Regions from separate parts of the Homo sapiens genome. Here region 2 is linked to region 1. The links are chromatin contacts, found by Hi-C or POLR2A ChIA-PET in ENCODE. All regions are on one chromosome and are shown on one strand. The core of a region is the stretch at or near the end of the contact, and the rest is flanking DNA. Distances in the headings are between cores, read along the strand shown. Region 1 has its middle 8.4 kb from the start of C11orf91. Region 2 overlaps FBXO3 (F-box protein 3).

Region 1 (2,700 bases), core at 5-2,504:
CATCTGTCATTTTTTGTTGTTGTCCCCACTCCCAGCCCCCATCCTGTGAAAGCAGCGTCTCCATTTGCCTGATGTGGAAAGAGGCTGTGAGAGGCTGGGTAACTTTCCCAAGGTCGCAGATCTGGTTAATGTCAGAATCAGGACAGAGTTCAAAGGAAAAGGCCAATATTCCCTGAGGCACCAACAAGGTATTTACCTCCAGTGAGAACAAAAGCCGTAAAGCAGTAATTAAATGTCTCTTCCTTCTGTTCCCAGCTGACTTCCACTGAACCCTGCCTGACCGCTTTGGCACAGAGGGTGGGCACAGGTGACTTGGATAAGGTAGCAGGAGGTCTTCCCATCACACTTGAAGTCTATATTTCTCTCAGGAGTAATAAGCTTATGATGAAAGGATCATGATATAAAGAGCTGGTTATCTGTTCTATCAGGTTTCATGCTTCATCTTGCCCAAACAGTCAGCACTGCAGAAGGCCTTCAGCCTCCATCTACAGGCCTCTACCTCAGCTTTCCCTCTACCCTAGTTTCTTGAAAGTAAAGATCGCTAATTGATCTGACTGGCCAGAGTCCAGGACAATTCCTTTGACCCCACTTTCCCAGTGGATAGGTTTACTACATCTTAAAGGTCAGGACATGGGGGCCAGGTGCAGTGGCTCACACCTGTAATCCTAGTGCTTTGGGACGTCAAGGCAGGAGGATTGCTTGAGCCCAGAAGTACAAAACCAGCCTGGTGGTGAGACAAAGTGAGACCCCCACCTCTACAAAAGAATTTAAAAATTAGCCAAAGACTTGGGAGGCTGAGGTGGGAAGATCACTTGAGCCCAGGAGTTCGAGACTGCAATGAGCTAAGATCACACCACTGCACTCCAGCCTGGGCGACAGAACAAGACTCTGTCTCTAAAAAGCATTAAAAAGAAAAAATAAAGTCAGCACGTTGGGCTTTCCTTCTTCCCTGAGTTCATGCAATAGTCAGACCCAGGACAAGCCTGCCTCCACGGACGGGTGAATCAGGCTCTTGTCTGCCTCTTTCCTGTCTGGCACTGAGTGGGCAAATCAAGCCAGAGGAAGCAGCGAGCTTCATTTATACCATCATCCCAGCTTTGAATGCTCCAAAACAGCTTTCCTTCTAGCTCAGCCACAAATAAAGCGGGGCTTTTGTTTTTCATGTCGCTGGTGGCGTGCTGGTAAACTCTTTTCAACCAGCTCTTCTCAGTGGAGGTCCGAGGGAGCCAACCCTGATTTGTACATTTGCCAATTTCCTTGTTGTAAATACACTCCCCGTGGCCAGTTTAAAAAAACCCCACATGACATCATTCAGAAGATATGCACATTAGCACACCATTATGTAGTATTTCGACCACACAGACACAACAGGCATAAATGAGCTCAGGAGTACAGATGATAGAGAACTGTAGCAAAATAATTAGGAAGTGATGAATTGTGAATATTTGTTACCTTCGTCTTAAATATGATTTAATTAAAAGTTGATATGGTTAAATTTTTAATAATGGTTGTATTTAATAACCAGCTCATAACATTCCTGAAAATTTGGCAATTAGTTCTCGTGAGCCCATAGAAACTGGCTCCGGCACACCACTGCATTTATCTATTATTCCTTGCATGTGGTGTTCTCTCAATCAAGCTCTCTATTGCTTTCCTCTGCCAAGCGCCCTTTTCTTTGAGGAACAGCCTCTTTTGTTTCATTTTGTTCTGAGGGGCTGTCAATTACATGACAATTACATCCCACCAACCGACGGTAACAGGACCTGTGCCCAAAGTTAGTCCAAGCCATGGGGTGACTGGGGAGGTGGCAGGCCTGAGTGTGGGCATTTCTGGGACCTTGGCTGTAATACTACCAAACTATCAACCCCATTCTCTCTTGCCAAGTTGTGGGAAGCAACCTAGCCAACACCAAAACCACCCCCTACCAGTATTTACATGTATTGGAAGACCTGACCTCACTGTGCTCCCCATCTGTCTCTTGCAGGGGCTCCCTCCCTGCAGGGGCTCCCCCTCAGCAGGGTCACTGTGGGCTACCTGTGGCCCTAGACAAGGGTCACACTTATGAAGGACCCTTTCCACACAGCCCTGTCTGTTCTCAGGTTCTGGCAACCACTCCCTCCTCTCACACCTACCCGCCTAGGGTTAGCAACAGCTCGGTGGGTGATAATCCGCATTCCCTGCCTGCACCTTTGTAAACACTCTGTCTTAGTCCATTCAGACTGATATAACAAAATACCATAGACGGGGTGGTGTCTAAACAATAGAAATTTCTCATAGTTCTGGATGCTGGGAAGTCCGAGATCAATATGCCAGCAGATTCGGTGGCTGGTAAGAGCCAGCTTCCTAGTTCATAGAAGGTAGGAGTGGTGAATAAGCTTGCTGGGCCTCTTTTATAAAGGCACTAATCTCATTCCACCCTCCACCCTCATAACCTAATCACCTCTCAAACATCCCACCTCCTAATACTATTGCACAGGGGATTAGGTTTCAACATATGAATTTTGGAAGGACACAAACATTCAGTTTATAGCATAATCCCTTTATTAAACGCTCTTCAAATTAGCCAATTTGGGTGTTCCACGCATTTCCTGCAGGAACCTGGTGGACCTCCCTCTGTACTCCCCACACTGCTCTGTTCATTATGCTCACAGGAGGCTTTGTGGGCCCAGCGGACCAGAACACAAGCTCTGGAGTCAGCCC
Region 2 (2,700 bases), core at 124-2,623, 61 kb after region 1:
TCAAGCACAAAATTTTGGCAGAAGCCAGGCTCAGTCTGGACATCTACCAGGGACATGACATTGTGGAGTTCTGTGCATCGGGCCAATCCCAAAGTGGTCTAGTTGCACACTACTATAGATTTAATTGCACAGCGGTCCTCCATCTTCTTAGTGACCAGCTCAAAGCAGAAAAGGATTACTGGAACAGTCTAGTCCAGACCATATATCTGTGATCTAATGATTGGATTATAACAAGTATTTACATGAATTAATAATGTTTACCCCTTCTAGGTAATATTTAACATAACTCTGTCAGACCCCCCATTATTTACTGTTAATACATCTCAGTGCCTGGAATGTATTAGTCCTTTAATTAATGTTGTTCAACAATGAATTTCTTTGTAATCTGGTTTCAATTAACCCAGTTTCTACACTCTGTCACACTGAATGTCAGATGCTAAATTTATAGTGTTTACTAATTATTCTATTTAGGGAATGATAAAAGATACAATTTGGCTTATATCTAAGGGTACAAGGCTTTAAACTTTTAAAAGGCATCAACTGAGAGAAGGCAAACTATAATAGTTGGCTCTTTCCTCAATATCTATTAATGACCCATTCTGACCCAATATTTATTAAACACTATTGTATTCAAGGTTCACTGATCATGTACCTACTTTGAGTAAGATATTAAGAAGTTATATAAATAATGTCATTAAAATTCATAGAAGGTATAATTTTACGTTTTTAGCACTAGTACTTTCTCTGAAAGAGTTTTTAAAAATCATATATATGTATATTTTGTGGAAAAAAGTTATATAACTAAAAACAAATTTGTGGTTTGCATAAAAAAAATTGGCATGGTGTATTTTAATCTACCTTATTTTATTACAATACGTACCAGAGTGTATTCTTTAAGATGAGGACAGACTAGGCAGCATTCACTACTAAACTTATCTGACAGATTCCAGGTTTCTTAAATATCTATTATTAGTACACTGAACACCAGGATATGCCATTTTGTGTGTTACCAGTCTAAGCAAACTTAGTTGAATCAAGATGCAATTTATATGTTCTAAGGTAATTTACCTTTTAAAGTAAGCCCATGTGTTGGGGTCTCTCTGATGGTTCTGGAGCTTTATCAAGGCAGCTGAAAGGAAGCTCCTTTTTCATCCTTCCTCCCTGCATTAACTTCTCACCTCATCTCTTCTCAGTGTCTCTCAATCTTTTGCTTTGCTCTCCCATTTTAAGAGAAATCCCAGCTACTGGCATAGTATTATTACACCTTAGTACTCTGCTGGAGTGGTGAGGTTCTACATACCATGTCAGACGAGCACCAAACTAAGAGTAAGGAACTCACAGAGGCTGGGCAGCAGCTTACCTTAGCACTCAGCTGCCTTCCATTTATAAACTGAGTAGCACTGCTGGACCACAGCCACTATGGTAATCTCTGAAAGTGTGTGCTATGCAAAAATAACAACGAGGGCAATGAGCACAGGAAAAACCTCCAGAGAGTGCTTAACTTAGAAACCAGAGACCACATGAGTCAGAGTGAGCTGAAACCTAGGACCTACATTTAAAAGCTTTTTATAACTTACTAGGTAAGAGTGAGATCTTGATATTATGAAGTACACCATGAACGTGGAATGTGCCATAGTATGGAACAAATAGAGACTTATACATTGTTCAAAGTTCCAATGAGAAGACAGAAGTGAATACAAATGCCTCAGTCTACAAGGACTCTTTACTATTCATATATGTAGATGTTTAATATATGTCAGTCAGTACCCTTAAAAAGCAAAATGGACAGTCTGGAGGAATCTTCTCTGGATGATCAAAATCCAAACAAGCCAAGACGGGATAAATAGCAAAGGGGTGAGCTGTAGTTACTTACAAATTGAAGGGTTCTCAAAACCTATAAGAAATACTCTTTTAAGGCCAAGAAAAACTAGTTGTACCAAGGAGTTTATAAGGCATAGAGTTTATATTAGTCCCTAAAGACTTGCTTTGGAGGTCTCTAATGTGACTTAGTATCTTAATGCTACTGCATTAGCACCAAAAGAGAAAAAGTTTAAAGTTGCTTTATATATCTGTATCCCCAATTATACATGAATATAATGAATAATACATGTGCATGTTAAGAAAAATATATACACATTCACAGCACTTCTACATATTTCATTGCCTTATAGAAGAGTCCTCAGAGCATGAGATTGTATATGGACTAGCTTTTTTCAAAATTAAAAATATTCAATACAAAAACGGTTCTAATGAAAACCTAGATGCAGTACTTTATAAACCAGCAAACCTTAAAGAAATCCAAGTATGAAATTGCCAGCTGCTAAAGTAGCTGAAAAAGTTTTTACCATTTTAATTTTTTTATTATATCCAGGAAGAAGAAGAAGGGGGAAAAAAGACTTTTTTCTTTCCTACCTATAATAAACATGTCAATAGCAGCTGGATTTCGAGCCATTTGGTCCTAGGTGAGAAAAAGAATACAATCGATAAAAACACATTTTACTTAATTTTTCATTGTTCATTATCTGTATCTTTCCCTGGAGACGAGGCAAAACAGATAAAAATAAAGTTGAGATAAGAAGATATATGGCTTGTTATCCTAGAAGAAAGGGTTCTGAATCAGAGTCAAGAGATCCGAACAGTTCTAGGTTACTCATTTCTTTCAGTAAATGGAGAGACCAAGCTACCATCCTACAACCTTAC

The links. A loop is a pair of places that touch in the nucleus more often than their neighbours do. ChIA-PET counts read pairs that join two places held with the same protein, here RNA polymerase II (POLR2A). Pooled maps may share reads with other maps.
Region 2: a map of endothelial cell of hepatic sinusoid shows a loop between it and region 1 (4-fold over the local background). The contact joins two enhancer-like sites. A Hi-C loop is called at or near these places in 6 of 168 maps with a recorded cell type or tissue (PC-9, endothelial cell of hepatic sinusoid, heart left ventricle and 2 more), 2 of 37 single-sample maps with no recorded cell type and 7 of 50 pooled maps. POLR2A ChIA-PET finds 5 or more read pairs at or near these places in 16 of 52 experiments (A549, AG04450, BJ and 13 more).

The regions. Positions count from the first base shown.
Region 1 is chr11:33,691,082-33,693,781 of GRCh38, forward strand. No RefSeq gene overlaps it. Among named protein-coding and RNA genes, the nearest start is that of C11orf91, 8.4 kb to the right of the region's middle. RefSeq lists an enhancer at 1-245. Within about 2 kb of position 1,255, at least 29 of the 41 ENCODE cell types and tissues checked have a DNase peak (open chromatin) inside an H3K27ac peak, as active enhancers do.
Region 2 is chr11:33,752,043-33,754,742 of GRCh38, forward strand. FBXO3 (F-box protein 3) reads right to left here. Exons shown (of 11, transcript NM_012175.4): 6 at 2,413-2,458. Among named protein-coding and RNA genes, the nearest start is that of CD59, 17 kb to the left of the region's middle. Within about 2 kb of position 1,374, at least 3 of the 41 ENCODE cell types and tissues checked have a DNase peak (open chromatin) inside an H3K27ac peak, as active enhancers do.